Linked DNA regions of Homo sapiens: region 2 is linked to region 1. A link is a loop called in an ENCODE intact Hi-C map of the cell type or tissue named here. Cell type or tissue: B cell. All regions are shown on one strand.

The links. Hi-C counts contacts between places; a loop is a spot of excess contacts. Peaks named below come from ENCODE experiments on the same cell type or tissue, not always from the same donor. Only the 100,000 strongest peaks of a DNase experiment are listed, where the experiment ranks them.
Region 2: it touches region 1 in a loop (6-fold over the local background); 2 of 110 quality-filtered maps call a loop at or near these places.

What each region holds. Positions count from the first base shown.
Region 1 is chr22:19,357,411-19,365,410 of GRCh38, reverse strand. HIRA (histone cell cycle regulator) reads left to right here. Exons shown (of 25, transcript NM_003325.4): 16 at 3,480-3,684; 17 at 4,070-4,174; 18 at 5,927-6,075. Among named protein-coding and RNA genes, the nearest start is that of CLTCL1, 70 kb to the right of the region's middle. In B cell, no CTCF peak of the experiment used is centred here; DNase peaks (open chromatin) are centred at 3,520 and 5,420; H3K4me3 peaks cover 2,249 bases; H3K27ac peaks cover 6,438 bases.
Region 2 is chr22:19,618,386-19,626,385 of GRCh38, reverse strand. No RefSeq gene overlaps it. Among named protein-coding and RNA genes, the nearest start is that of LINC00895, 56 kb to the right of the region's middle. RefSeq lists an enhancer at 5,294-6,055 and a silencer at 6,406-6,700. In B cell, no CTCF peak of the experiment used is centred here; DNase peaks (open chromatin) are centred at 4,165, 4,215 and 6,905; H3K4me3 peaks cover 878 bases; H3K27ac peaks cover 534 bases; H3K27me3 peaks cover 2,137 bases.

The sequences.
Region 1 (8,000 bases):
TCAATAAGATAACCAGCCTGTCTTCTGAAACTTTGAAGCCAGGCATTGACTTCCCTTCTCTAGCTAGGAAAGTCCTAGATGACATCTTCTTCTGATAGAAGGCTGTTTTACCTACACTGACAATCTGTTGTTTAGTGTTACCACCTTCATCCATGATCTTAGCTAGATGTTCTAATACCTTGCTGCAACTTCTACATTAGCACTTGCTGCTTCACCTTGCCGTTTTATGTTATAGAGGCAGCTTCTTTCCTTAAACTTCATGAGCCAACCTCTGCTAGCTTCAGACTTTCTTCTCCAGCTTCCTCACCTCTCTCAGCCTTCATAGAAATGAAAATAGTTAGAGCCTTGCTTTGGATTAGGCTGTGGATTAAGGGAGTGTTGTGGCTGGTTTGATCTTCTATCCAGAGCACTAAAACTTTCTCCATATTAGCAATAAGGCTGTTTTGCTTTCTTTTCAAACATGTGTTCACTGGAGTAGCACTTTTAACTTCCTTTAAGAGCTTTTCCATTGCATTCACACCTTGGCTAACTGGTGCAAAAGGTATAGCTTTTGGCCTGTCTCAGCTTTCAATGTGCCTTCCTCTTTAAGCTTAATCATTTTTAGCTTTTGGTTTAACACTTACTTAGAGGCCATTATAGGGTTATCGATTGGCCTAATTTCAATATTGTTTTGTCTCAGATAATAGGGAGGCCTGGGGAGAGGAAGGGAGACAGGAGAACAACCAGTTGGTGGAGCAGTCAGAACATAAACGCCATTTATTGATTAAGTTCAGCATCTTACATGGGTGTGGTTCACAGTGCCCCAAAACAGTTATAATACTAACATGAAAGATCACTAATGGCAGATCACCAAAACAGATACAATAAGAATGAAAATGTTTGAAATATTGTGAGAATTATCAAAATGTGACACAGAGACACGAAATGAGCACCTGCTGTTGGGGAAATGGCGCCAATAGACTTGCTTGATGCAGGGTTGCCACAAACCTTCAACTTGTAAAAAAAACATAGTCTCTGCGAAGCACAGTGAAGTAAAGCACAATAACACAAGGTATGCCTGTGTACTTATTCAGAATTGTTCTGTCTTCTTGAAGAATTGACTCCTTCATCTTTATCACTGTGTAATGTCCCTCTTTATCCTTGATAACTTTACTGTCTCTGATGCCTGCTTTGCTTACGTAACTACACCACCTTTTTTTGATTAGTGTTATCATGGCATGTCTTTCTCCAGTCCTCGCTTTTTTTTTTTAATAGACTTTATTTGTTAGAGCAGTTTAGGTTCACAGCTAAATTGAACAGGAAATACAAAGAGTTCCCACATGCCCGCCTCCCCAACATACCCATAGCATCCCCCACTTTCAGCATCCCCCACCAGAGTGGGGCACACCGTCACCCAAAGTTTACATTTGGGTCTACTCTTGATGTTGTACGTTTTACGGGTTTAACCAATGTATAATGACATATATTCATCATTATATATCTTACAGAATAGTTTTTTGGGTTTTTTCGAGACAGAGTCTCGCTCTATTGCCCAGGCTGGAGTGCGGTGGCACAGTCGCATCTCGGCTCACTGCAACCTCCGCCTCCCAGGTTCAAGCAATTCTCCTACCTCAGCCTCCCAGGTAGCTGGGATTACATGTGTATGCCACCACACGTGGCTAATTTTTGTATTTTTAGTAGAGATGGGGTCTCACCATGTTGGCCAGGCCAGTCTCAAACTCCTGACCTCAAGTGATCTGCCCACCTTGGCCTCCCAAAGTGTAGGAATTACAGGAAAGAGCCACCACACCCAGCCAGAATAGTTTCAATGCCTTAAAAATTCTGTGCTTCATATAGTTACCTTCCTTTCCCCAACCCCTGGAAACCACTGATCTTTTTATTGTCTCCATGGTTTTGCCTGTTCCAGGTTGTCATATAGTTAGAATCACCCCTTTTCTTGTATTTATTTATTTACTTATTTTTTGTTCTTAGAGATGGGGTCTCATTATTTTGCCCAGGCTGCTCTCAAGCCTCTGGGCTCGAGCAGTCCTCCTGCCTCAGCCTACCAAGTAGCTGGGACTACAGGCATGAGCCACTGTGTCCACCTACTATTAATCTGTCTTTGTCTTTTGTAGTTAAAATTAAATTTTTAAAAACATAAACCCATTTCTTTTTTTTGTTTTTTTTGTTTTTTTTTTTGAGACGGAATCTCACTTTGTCACCAGGCTGGAGTGCAGTGGCACGATCTTGACTCCCTGCAACCTCTGCCTCCTGGGTTCAAGCAATTGCCCTGCCTCAGCCTGCCGAGTAGCTGGGACTACAGGCACACGCCACCACACCCGGCTAATTTTTTGTATTTTAGTAGAGACAGGGTTTCACCGTGTTGGCCAGGACGGTCTCAATCTCCTGACCTCAGGTGATTCACCCACCTCAGCCTCCCAAAGTGCTGGGATTACAGGCGTGAGCCACCGTGCCCGGCCTTATTCTTTTTTTTTAATCTTCACTTCTTTTTATCTTCTTTTTCTGCCTTCTCTGGTTTTAGCTGAGTATTTTATATGATTCAGTTTTCTCAGCCAGGCATGGTGGCTCACGACCATAATCCCAACACTTTGGGAGGCTGAGGCGGGTAGGTCACCTGAGGTCAGGAGTTCAAGACTGGCCTGGCCAACATGATGAAACCCTGTCTCTACTAATAATACAAAAATTAACCAGGCGTGGTGGCACACACCTGTAATCCCAGCTACTTGGGAGACTGAGGCAGGAGAATCACTTGACCCCAGTAGGTGGATGTTGCAGTGAGCCAAGATCACACCATTGCATTCCAGGCTGGGCGAGAAGAGTGAAAATCCATCTCCAAAAAAAAAATGATAATAAAATAAAAATAAATTTTCTCTCCTCTCAGCATTATTAATTATGCTTTAAAAAATTTTTTTTAGTGATTGCTCTAGAGTTTACAATAAACATTTATAACCTAACTCTACTTTCAAATAATATTATACCACTTCATGGGTAGTAGAAAGAGTTCCCCACTCTTTCCTTCCATGCCCTATGACATTGGTACCACTTATTTCACTCATTCATAAACTATAGTAATTCAAGACATGGTGGCTGTTATTTGTTTGAACAGAAAGTTGTCTCTCAGATCAGTTGGGAATATGAAATACAAAAGATTCTATTTTATGTTCATTGTTTTTTTTCTCTAACATCACTCTTCCTTTCTTCATGCAGATGTGAGTTTCTGGCCTGCATCATTTATCTTCTCTCTGAAAGACTTTTAACATTTCTTGCAAGGCAGGTCTTCTGGCAACAGATTCCGGTGTCTCTTTGTTTATTTTTGTCTGACAAAGTCATTATTTCTCCTTTACTTTTGAGGCATAATTTCACTGGACACAGAATTCTAGGTTGGCAAGAGGTTTGTTTAAGCACTTTAAATATTTCACTTCACTCTTTCTTGCATGAATGGTTTCTGAAGGGAAGTGTGATGTAATGTTTTTGTGCAGGTTAAAAGAGCAGAACCTTGTGAAAGAGCTGAGGCCCCGAGACCTCCTGGAGAGCAGCAGTGACAGCGATGAGAAAGTCCCTTTGGCTAAGGCTTCCTCACTGTCCAAGCGAAAACTTGAGCTTGAGGTAGAGACAGTAGAGAAGAAGAAGAAAGGGCGGCCTCGGAAGGACTCTCGTCTCATGCCTGTGTCTCTGTCTGTCCAGGTGAGGCCAGTGGGCCCATCCTGCCTTCTTTAGCCCACCTTTCTGTACTTAGAGCTTGAAGGCCCTGTGTGCATGGTAAGCCTCAGCTGGGTGGGTCACCTTGGGAACCAGCTGGCTTAGACATGCAGCCCCTGGAATGTAGCATGGAGGCCACGCTCTCCCTCAGATGTGCCCTTGACTCACCCAGGGCCCTTGAGCAGGTTCCCTGGCATCAACTGGCTTGTCCATGAGGTTAGGATCCTTGTAGCATTCCCCTCTGCTTCCTCCCTCCCAGGGTGGAAATGCTCTGGTCGCAGGCTCAGCCTCACTTCTGGGTGACCTGCCTTTACCAAATGCTACCCCGTAGTGTTAGAGCAAGGCTCAGGAACGTTTCTGGCTCTTCCAGTCTCCAGCTGCCCTAACCGCAGAGAAGGAGGCCATGTGTCTGTCTGCACCAGCACTTGCACTGAAGCTGCCAATTCCAAGCCCCCAGAGAGCATTCACCCTCCAGGTAAGTTCTAGGACCCTGCCAGTTCTCCCTCAGGCACACCCAGACATTCTCTGTCCCCTACTGCATACAAATCCTATCTTGTCACTTCCTTGGAGATTGGTTTCCAGTGGCTCTCCATCACCTTCTGGGAGAAGTCATAGCAGATCGGGGTACCCACCAACTCTTAGCGAAATTGCCAGCCTCCACTCTCACTCACCCATAGCCTCTGTCTGGCTTTGCCCTTGGGATTCCAGCTGCTGGGGCTGCCATTACCACCACATGTTCTGGTGCTCTTCAGGACTCCTCTCAGGTGTCCTGGCTGGAAGCCACCTCCACCTCCACACACAGCCCTGGGCAGCCTCAGGCTTGGTGTCTGTGGGAATGTGTGGTCATAATCTATCTCCCAACCATCCTGCTAGCTTTGTCTTCTCAGTGTCTGGCACAGTCAATCATCAGAGTTGTTTGAGCTCTTGGAATGGAAGCTTGTAAGCATGTGGTTATCCAAAACACAATTCTGGAGTAAATAATCCTTTATACCCAGAGCCCTCCTGGTCACTTGGCCCAGCATAGTATCTAGGCCTCTCCTGCCATGGTGCCGTCACACACACTGCTGCCTCTCTGCATACCCTTGTACCTCAGCTCAGGTGCGTGTCCTCGAGCAGCCTTCTTGGACCCTGCTTGCGGGTCACTTCCCACTGGCTACACACTGCTCTGAGCCCAGGTTGGTCCTCACAGGGCACCAGAGAGCAGGCGTCAGCCCTTCCTACCATAGGTCCTTCTGGGCCACAGTGCAGAGGAATGAAGCAGGGAAGCCAAAGGGTAGGAACCCATAGGGTTTGTTCTTATTGCTGGTGTGAACGGAGGCAGGGGCCCTCCAGTGGTCAGCAGCGTTCAGACGTGCTCTTGCACTCAGAGGTGTTCTGACTTAGGTTCCCTCCTGGGTGCCCTGCTTCTCAGCACAGAACTCTCCCAAACTCCTCCAGCCCTTCCCCTAGGCATCTTGCCCTCCAAGCACTGCTTGGGACTGTCATTTCTGGGTCTGTGAAGGGGGCAGTCAGCCCTCGGCCCAGCTCACCCACTTGAGTGGCCACACAAGCACAGACTGTTTGGTGGTTCTGCCTATTTTACCACAGGGAAAATCTGTTGGTCAGCTCCCCACACACGCGTGTGGCTGAGCCCATTTGGTGCCAGACACTGAATTAGGTGCTTTTCATACATGCTGTGCCATAAACACCCCTGCCAGTTTAGTCTCAGTTGAGCAGACCAAGTCTCACCACCACAGGAACTGGAGAGCCCCTTTGGGGGTTTTCTAAACATTCCCTCCAAGCACTGACATGGTCTCTAATCTTGCCAAACACTGCCATCTTTGAAGATTCTTCAAGTAGGAGGCTAGAAACCCAAGTCTCACTCCCAGCTCGGTCCTTTGCAGTGTGCTTTTGGGCACGTTACTCCCTTGTGAGATGAAGTGGCAGGGTTGGGAGACTTTGGGGTCTTTAACCCTGGCACTGCTTCTCTTCTCTGGCTGTTCAACTACACAAATGACAGGGTAGAAACCAGCTCCCAGCATTCTCCCTGCCTTGGGGGCCACATGTCTGGCCCTCTGGGCCTCCCGCTCAGCCCCTTTGCCCTACCTGCCCTCCCTCTCCTCTCTTGGCCAGCCAGTCTGCCTCTGTATCCTGCTGCTGCCTTGGGGCCCCAGGCTACAGAGCCTTGGAGCATGTCACCTGGGCTGCGGCCCTTGTCTGAGCAGACCCGTGTGTTTACTTCATCCAGGTCAGCTCCGATCCTTCCATGTACATTGAGGTGGAGAATGAAGTGACAGTGGTGGGGGGCGTGAAGCTGAGCCGCCTGAAGTGCAACCGGGAAGGGAAGGAGTGGGAGACGGTACTCACCAGCCGGATCCTCACTGCTGCGGGCAGCTGGTAAGGGTGGGCAGGTCCTTAGCCGGCCCAGGTGACACAGGCACACATGCCATCATTCTGGGCCTGGGCCTGTCTAGGGGAGGTGCATGACCCTGGGAGCACCAGCTCCCACAGAGACTCACACCAGGCTTCACTCCAGGCCAAGCATATGTGCTTGTCATCTCAGTCCCTGCAGCACCCAGCAAGGTCAGCATCAGTATCCCCGTGTTACAGATGGGGAAACTGAGCCCTTGAGGGTTACCCAGGCCAAGCTTTGAACCTGATGGCCTGATTCCCTTGTCCAGCCAGATCCCCAAAGTCTCGAATTCCACACTGAGGTGTGCCTGGCTCACCTTGACCTGGGCTGGTTCCTTTTTTGGATCCCAGATTTCCATCCAAGTTGGTCAGGATGGATTTCTGACTGTCCCTGAAGTCCCCATCCCAGCCCATGCCAGATTCTGCACTGTGAGGGGGACCTTGATTCAGTGATTAGTCACCCAGTATCTTCCCCTGGGTTCCTAGAACTGTACGTGAGCCCTGTCCCTACCTGTGTTCAATGTGGAAGGGGAACCAATGTTTCTCCTCAGGTTCCTGTCTGATGTAGCATCCCAGTCAGGACCAGATACAGTCATCATAATTACACCCTTAATCATCTGCCATGAGGTCCCATGTAAATGCTTTTACTTGTGTCAAAGCACATGGCCTTAGGTCTTAGACCACAATTCTCGTGGGCCCTGAGTGAGTTTTGTGTTTTTAGGCCTAGGGGACCCCACTGTTTGTTCTGTTCCTCCCTCAAATTCCCCCTCCAGATGAGCCATTTAAATTCCCAGTCCCAGGCACCTGTGTATCAGATGCTTCCACAGGCTCCCACTCTCTGTCCCTCCCCTCAAGGCAGGTGGCTTGCCCAGCTGAGGGCTAAGGGGTGTCGGCACAGCCTCTCCCACAGTGACATGGCAGCTGTGGGGCAAGCCTGCTGGACCACGTGGGACCTCTCCTCCTGCTTAGTCCTGCCCAGTTCAGGCCCAGCCTGCAGACCTGTTCCCCAGTGTTACAGCCCAAAAATGATGGCTTTCTTTGCAGTGGGCTGGCTTGAGCCAGGCTCTGACCACCAGAGATGGGCAGATAGAATTCAGTCACAGTACCAGCCTGGCCAACATATTGAAACCCCATCTCTACCAAAAATACAAAAATTAGCCAGGCGTGGTAGCATGTGCCTGTAATCCCAGCTACTCGGGAGGCTAAGGTAGGAGAATCGCTTGAACTGGGGAGGCGGAGGTTGCAGTGAGCCGAGATCACGCCACTACACTCCAGCCTGGGCGACAGACCGAGACTCTGTCTCAGAAAAAATAAGAATTCAGTCACAGCACTGCAGAGAGCTCCTTGTTGCCCGTGCTGCTTAGAGTGTTCTCTGATTCATACTCTCCAAGTAAACATTTGTAAACAAAAGCATCTCACTTGCCTCTCCCTTTTTGGAGCCAGTAGCAATAGTGGCTCATTAGGAAGGCAGTTGGCAGAGCTCCTTCCTTAACTGACCTCCTTGAGCCTGCTGGAGTGACTGGCTCACCAGGATAGAAGTGACACAAAGCAGGGCTCTGGGTGGCCTACTGTGGCCAGGATCTCACTGTACTGGCTGTACATCTGCTACCCCTGCCTGCGTCTGAGCTCCAGCCTCACCCTGGGCCTGTGGCTGTGCCTTAGGGGGCTCTGTCTGGGAAGGCAGCAGCCTGCTCGTGCAGGGCCCACCCAGGGGCCTGGTGGTCACTCGGGAGAAGCTGGACAGTGTCCAGACTGTTCTGTAACGCACTCCTTGTTTGGGAGCGACACACATCTCCCACGCCAGCCAGACAGCCCCCTGGACACAGAGGTGCATGCTGTCATCCCCATACTTCTCTTAGCCTGCCTTGTTAGAGACCTTCTCAGGACTGGTCTGACTAGTTGCAGCCAGG
Region 2 (8,000 bases), 260 kb before region 1:
TGAAGCTTCATTTGCTTGCCTGCGCCTTACCTCCTACTGTGTGGCCCATTCCTGTGACCCCAGGGGTTGGGGACCCCTGCTCTAGAGCATTTGCAAGGAAACAGGAGGCTTGGAAAGGAGTGATTTTCCTAAACAGTGGGTCAGGAGATCAGCAGTGTGCACGCTCAGGTCAGTAGGATAGCAGACCCCAGGGAGGATGGGGCTGTAAGCCAAGAGGTACTCCAGGGAGGCAAGGTCCATTCCTGCAAATGCACCCCCCACGCAGGCTGTAGGGTCCAGGAGAGGAGGATGTCCAGGTGGTGGGAATGGGAACAAGCATGATCTTTCATCTGTGTTAAATTGATAGCAAGGGTGACTTTGCTCCATGCCAGCCAGGAGCAGGGGTCACCTGGTAGCAATAAGAACCTCCCTCCAAGACTCTTGGCCCTGGCCCAGGTGGCGGGAGGGAAGGCTGGAGGGCCATGAGACTGGTGGGCAGGGAAGAGGCCTGGCCTCCTCTGTGGCCAGGGCTGTTGGGGAAACACCTTCACCTGGGCAGCCTGAGATGATCACGGCAAGAGCTCCAGCTGCTCTCACCCTGGGCAGGGTCCCTGCACACACTGTATCTTTAGAGGTCCCTTCAGGACCCTGGTTTGCTGCCTCACAGTGTCATCAGAGCCAGGGGAGGACAGGAGAAGTGAGCACACCGTTGCTGGGAGGTGCATCCTGCCAAGCCCAGCCCGTGGCTCTGATGCCCACGGGCTCCAGCATGCAGTCCAGAGTGCAGAGGCTGTGTGCAGCAGGGGTGTGACAGGCCCCTGGGTGGGCTGACGGGAGGCCCCACCCACCCATACACACCTGGGGTGCTCGGGGGTGGGGGGTTGCTGGTAGGGTCCTGGCCTGAAGCCTGCGAGGCCTGGATGTCAGGCCAGGCTCTGGGGGTGGGCCGGGGATGCCTCTGGGCACCTGCTGCCGCCTCCATACACTACTGACTGTCTCATGTGGCCTCTGGCCATTGCCCTGCTGTCTCTGTTCCCGGAAAGTGGTCCCAATTCAGATCCCAAGAGAGGGTTCTTGGATCTCGAGGAAGAAAGAATTAGGGGCGAGTCCATAGAGTAAAGTGAAAGCAAGTTTATTAAGAAAGTGAAGGAATAAAGAATGGCTGCTCCATGGTCAGAGCAGCCCTGAGGGATGCTGGTTGCTTTTTTTTTTGTTTTTTGTTTTTTTTTAATTTGAGACGGAGTCTCGCTCTGTTGCCAGGCTGGAGTGCAGTGGCACGATCTCAGCTCACTGCAACCTCCACCTCCCGGGTTCAAGCAATTCCCCTACCTCAGCCTCCGGAGTAGCTGGGACTACAGGTGCGCACCACCATACCCAACTAATTTTTTCTGCATTTTAGTAGAGTTGGGTTTCACCATGTTGGCCAGGATGGTCTTGATCTCCTGACCTTGTGATCCGCCCGCCTCGGCCTCCCAAAGTGGTGGGATTACAGACGTGAGCCACCATGCCCGGCCTCGGTTGCTTATTTTTATGGTTTCTTCTTGATTATATGCTAAACAAGGGGTGGGTTATTCATGCCTCCCTTTTTTAGACCATACAGAGTAACTTCCTGACATTGCCATGGCATTTGTAAATTGTCAAATTGTTGACAGTTTGAGAGTGTAGCAGTGAGAATGACCAGAGGTCATTCTCATCACCATCTTGGTTTTGATGGCTTTTTAGCCTGCTTCTTTACTGCAACCTGTTTTAATCTGCAAGGTCTTTATGACCTGTATCTTGCAGCAACCTCCTATCTCATCCTGTGACTTAGAATGCCTAACCGGAGGGGCCAGGAGTGGTGGCTCACACCTGTAATCCCAGTACTTTCGGAGGCCACGGTGGGTGGATTACCTGAGGCCAGGAGTTCGAGACCAGCCTGGCCAACATGGCGAAACCCCGTCTCTACTAAAAATACAAAACTTAGCCAGGCGTGGTCATGCACACCTGTAGTCCCAGCTACTCAGGAGGCTAAGGTAGGAGAATTGCTTGAACCTGGGTGGTGGTAGTTGCAGTGAGCCAAGATCACGCCATTACACCCCAGCCTGGGAAACCGAGTGAGACTCCGTCTCAAAAAAAAAAAAAAAAAAAAAAAAAAAGACTGTCTGAGAATGCAGCCCAGTAAGTCTCAGCCTTATTTTACCTAGCCCCTATTCAAGATGGAGTTGCTCTGGTTCAAGTGCCTCTGACATCTCTGACATCTCTACTTTATAGGTAAAGACCTTGAGGGCTGTCTAGTGTTCCTAAGCACAAACAGGCTGTGATGAGCCGGATGTGGTGGCGTGTGCCTGTGGTCCCAGCTACTTGGGAGGCTGAGGTGGGCAATCACTTGAGCCCAGGAGGTCAAGGCTGCAGTGACCTGTGATCATGCCACTGCCCTCCAACCTGAGTGACAGAACAAGATCCCCATCTCTTAAAAAAAAAAAAAAAAGGCCGAGTGTGGTGGCTTACGCCTGTAATCCCAGCACTTTGGGAGGCTGAGGCGGGTGGATCATGAGGTTAAGAGTTTGAGACCATCCTGGCCGACATGGTGAAACCCTGTCTCTCCTAAAAATACAAAAATTAGCCGGGCGTGGTGGCAGGCACCTGTCATCCCAGCTGCTCGGGAGGCTGAGGCAGGAGAACCGCTTGAACCCGCCACTACACTCCAGCTTGGCAACAAAGCGAGACTCCATCTCAAAAAAAAAAAAGGCTGCAATGAACTGTATGCGGAAAATATGTGTGTTAGATGAGCTGCGTTCAGGCAAGAGTTATGGTGTTGCTGGTGGTGAATACATTAAAGAAGCAATAATATATATTAAAGTGTCTTTCAACAGAAACAGACACACAACAAGGTTATGTATGGATTAGTGAATGAAATGTTGCAAACAGAAGCTCTCACAAGCTTGTATTTCCCCTGGAGCAATGGTTCTGTACTTTCTGGTTAAAAGGTTTAAGATGAGACAGTTCTGAGCAATGATTCTAAATGTCTGCCACATCTCAGACAAGAAACACTTCTCCCTGGAGCACCAGAAAGCACTTAGGATAAGAGGCAGACCCATGTCTCTTCCCCAGGGACTCCTTTCTCCTCTGGAGTCCCTGGAGCACTATGCACACACAACACGCTGCGCTGCATCCCCTTCTCCCTTCCTCCAGCCTCCAGAACCCCCGAGTCCAAAGCCTTGGCTTCAGTGGTCTGTGCCCCAGCATGCCAGCTGGGCAGAGACATTTTTCCTCTTCTCTAAGAGTTAGGAGACAACGTCATTTTAACAAAAGCAGGACACCTGACTCCTTTAAGAGGGCTCGCTGACGACCATAACTACTGAAAATAAAGGAACGTTTCCATGTGAAAGATGCTACTTCCAGAGGAATTGCACTTGACCCCTGGCAGGTGGGGCTGCCAGAGCTGTCTCGGGAGGTCTGCGGGGGTGGGGGGCGCACACACACACACACACACACACACACACACACACACACACACACGGGTCAGATGGGGAGGAGCATGGGATGGGGCTGTCAGCAGGAAGGGTGTGCAGGGGGCAAAGGCGTGTTGTAGGGTCTGGGCTCCTCATCACTGGAGGGGCCTGGGCAGCCTTGGACGCCACCACTTCTGCTTCTGGGAGGTTACAGAGGGATTCCAATGCTGAGCCCCCAGAAGTGACTCAACCAGGCATCCGTTTCTCCAGTCATCATCCTCTGCTTTGGAATTAAACTCTCCCAGGCCTTAGTAAGCAAGAAGACAGCCCTGCAGGTGAACTTGAGGGTGAAGGGCAGGGAGGGTGGAGGGGTTGGTCCTGCCCCCTCCAGGTCCTTGAAGGCTCCAGCTGGAAGCTGCTGGGGCAGGGCCGACTCTCCTGGGAATGGGACCCCACCCCACCAGGTCCAGCCCTTCACTCCTTTTCCTTGCCTAAACTTTTTAACGCCTCTGCCTGGACTTCTCTCGGCCCGAAGATTCCCATCCAGTTCACTGCTATTGTGCGCTGAAAAGCATTTCAGTTCCCTATATGACGCTTTGCTACCCCAACCCTGACTTAGCAGCGCCGTAAGCCACTTCGTAATGTCACTTCTGCCTCTGGTTTCCCTGTTTCTGTTATGGGACCCAGCTGCCTCATAAATGCTTCGCCTGTGATCAGACACAGTTGGGGCTGCCAAGGGCTCTCACCCCAGCAGGGCCTCACCAAACCCTGCAGAGAGGACCCCAGGCATCCAAGAAGAGGCTGGGAAATGCCGAGTGCCACCACCCTGCCGACACCCCACGCTGGCTTCAGGGCTGCTCGGTGTGATTGGTGACACGGAAGGGTGGTCATGCAGCCACACACATCCCCATGGGAATCCGCGGCAGAGGAGGGCAGGCGGGGCACGGGTACATGAAACAGCAGCCTTGACCTTGACTGAGATCGTGGTGATTAAAAGGGCAATTGAAACAATGGGGGGAAAGCCAGAACCAGGGGTGCGAGAATAATCTATCAGGACTCTTACCAGAGCCTTCCTGAAGGGAAAAAGAAATCCAGTAAAAACAAACTCTCCTTCATGGTGGCAACAATGAAACAATCTCGCTTCTCTTGCTCTCAATTTTATTGGCCTCCAAAGTTTCTGTGTTTCTAAAGATTAGCCTTCCCTTGGGAAGTTAGTGGGGGGAAAATAAGCAAATATTAGTTTCCCTCTCGAGAAGTCATTCTTTCGAGCCAGTTTCCCCAGGAGCTCTACAGGGCACAGCTTGTGAAACCTCATTCCAGGCCTTCTCAACTCAAGTGGGGGGAAAGGATTAACAAATATCTTTGAATTCCAGCAAGACAAAACAGGAATGGCCTCAAGCCGGGCTTCCTCCTGCAGCCTCTCCAAGGCTCCTTCTGCCTGGCCCAGAGTCACGGAGGAAGAGCGCCCGTCTTCACGGGCTGCCCTGGCGCTGCATCAGATCCGCCAGGTGGGCCGGGGACAAATCCTGATTTTCACTTCTGATTAGTAATTGTGTGCGAGAGATGTTCCCAGCTAAAATAATATACAATAACTTCCCTAGAGAAAATATACACAGTCAATTTTTGGAATCACTTAACACAACCCTTCACCAAGTGAATGTACAATTGGAACAACATAACACGTTTCCCATGTGGAAGAGAAGGGCTGGTACACGTTGACGTCATCGTGGGAGAGACAAATGTGCCGGTTTTATTAACCCCAGGCCACACGTAGGTGAGCAGTGGGCCATTGTTATGCAACCATTCAGTATTATTTTTCCATAAATCAAGGTAACGCCTAATGAAGTCCGAGTCTTTAAATCAAGCAGCCTTTTCCTATTTGGAACATAAAGTTGGGCTGTTGCCAGGAGCTCCGGGAAGCAGAGGGCCACAAGTAGCGTTTCAATAAGGAACGTAAGTGCCCATTCACCGGCACCGGATGCAGGCTGGTGGGTCAAGCCCACTCGCCAATATTGTCAAGTCAGTCTTAGGGGAGCTTCGCATTAGCACTGACAGTGATGGACTGCAGCTGGGGCTCAAGAGCAGCCCATGCGCTTCTGCTGGGAGAGGGACGTGGGGAACAGGCAGCTGTTTTGGCCTCCCGGGGCTGCCATCACAAAGTGCCACTGGCTGGTGGCCTCACCGCAGACCTTTATTGTCTTATATTCTGCGGGCCGGAAGTCTGGGATCAAGGCGTGGGCAGGGTTATGTCTTCCGGGGACCTTCTCCCGGGCTTGTCGATGGCCGTCTTCTCGCCATGCCCTCAGAGGGTCATCCCTCTGGGCATACCTGTGTCCTAATCTCCTCTCCTTTTTCTTTCTTTATTTAGTTTTAGAGACAGGATCTTGCTGTGTTGCCCAGATTGGAGTGCAGTGGCACAATCATGGCTCACCGAAGCCCCACATTCCTAGTGCTCAAGCGATCCTCTTGCCTCAGCCTCCCAGGCTCCCAAGTAGCTGGGACTACGGGTGCACCTCACCATGCCTGGCTAATTTTTAAAATTTTTTGTAGAGATGGGGGTCTCACCATGTTGCTCAGGCTGGTCTCGAACATCTGGGCTTGAGCAATCCTCCTGCTTTGGCCTCCCAAACTGTTGGGAGCCACCTTGCTAGGCCCTAGTCTCCTTTTCTTATAGGACACCAGTCATACAAGAGTAGGGCCCACCCTCATGACCTCATTTTGAATGAATTACCTGTTTAAAGACCCTCTCTCAGCCAGGTGCAGTGGCTCAGGCCTGTAATCCCAACACTTTGGGAGGCCGAGGCAGGTAGATCACTTGAGGTCAGGAGTTCAAGACCAGCCTGGTGAAATCCCGTCTCTACTAAAAATACAAAAAATTAGCCAGGCGTGGTGGTGCGCACCTGTAGTCCCAGCTACTTAGGAGGCTGAGGCACAAGAATCTCTTGAACCCAGGTGGCAGAGGTTGCAGTGAGCTAAGATTGCACCACTGCACTCCAGCCTGGTCAACAGAGCAAGACTCCGTCTCAAAAAAGAAAGAAAGAAAAAGATCTATCCAAATACAGCCATATGGGGTTGGGACTGGGTGGTTAGGAGTTCAACATAGGAACTTGGGAGGGAGGCCATAAATCAGCCTATAACAGGGGAAGCACAGAAAAATCTTGGCATCATTTTGCTGTTGTAAAAGAAAATGGAAAGGAAGGAAGGAATAGATATTGGGTGATTCCCGGCTGTTTTCCCGCCATGACTCAGCTGGTGCAGCATCTCCATCAGGCCAGCCCAGGCACTCCAGCATGGCCTGACCCTTGGACGGACAGGTGTGAGGGTGTGAGGGATGGAGGTCTGCATCCAAGACACCCCCAGAGACCCCTGAGGTGAGTGTGTGTGCAAATGAGCTGGCCAAGGGGCTGGATTTGCATTCTTGATGTTTTCTGCAGAGACAGAGCAGGTGGAGGAAGTGGGAGGCAGCTGGTGGGGAAAAGCCAACAAGCTTAGCTTCATTTTCAGTTCTCTGCAGCGGGGCAGCTGCTTATCTGCTGGAGGCTCAGATCCTCCATCTCTAAGGTAATGATACCCTCATCTCACATGTCCTCGAGAGGATTAACTAACTACAGCATCGTCTGCCAGGAAAGCCCAACACAGAGCCTGCCTGGTCCACAGCGCCTGGGAGCTGTCATTGTCTGCCCTCTTCCCAGCATCCCAGACTCATGCTTTCATCCAGGGCTCTGGGTACAGGGAGAGGAGGTATGGGTGGCTGGAGTCAGAGACCTAGGCACAGCTTCCTGGTCACAGTGGATTTGCACTGGAAACAAGAATGTTCTGTACTCACTGCCTTTGCAGAGTTCACATCTCAACTATGAATGACAGTGACTGAAAAGGGGCTTGATCCAGCCCCGACATCTTCTGGGTGCACATTCCCCAACTTTCTTCCCACCACGGGGAGGAAGGAGTGGGAACCAAAGGCAAATAAGTATTAGAACAATGGCAATTCAATGTCTTTGAAGACTCGAAGTAGTTGGGTGACGGAGTCACAGCATACACAATTGTGCTGGGGCCCTGTGATGTCCTGGAGTGTGCTATGATTCACATCACCCTCTTCACGATCTAGAGATGGGCCACAGGGACATTACCACGCACCTCGCAGCCCAGAGGTCACTTTCAGGTACCACCAGGTGCCATCTGGAATGGGGATAAACATTTGGGGCCATCAGTTGGTTCAGGAGGCTGTGAGGTCACATGGAACAGACAGCATCGGAAACCCCCAACCTGGATTCTGGGAGGCAGTGTGGCTGACAGCTCTGCAGGGACATGCCGCTTGACCATGAGTGGCTTTTTCATACTTTCTATATTTCAATGTTAGAGAGAAGAAAAAGCACTATTTAGCTGGGAACAATGGCTCACACCTGTCATCCCAGCACTTTGGGAGGCTGAGGCAGGAGGATCAGCTGAGCCTAGGAGGTCAAAGCTGCAGTGAGCTAGGATTGAAACTCTGCACCCCAGCCTGAGTGACTGAAAGTGAGACCCTGTCTATTAAGAAAAGAAAAGAAAAAAAGGCTGGGCATGGTGGCTCATGCCTGTAATCCCAGCACTTTG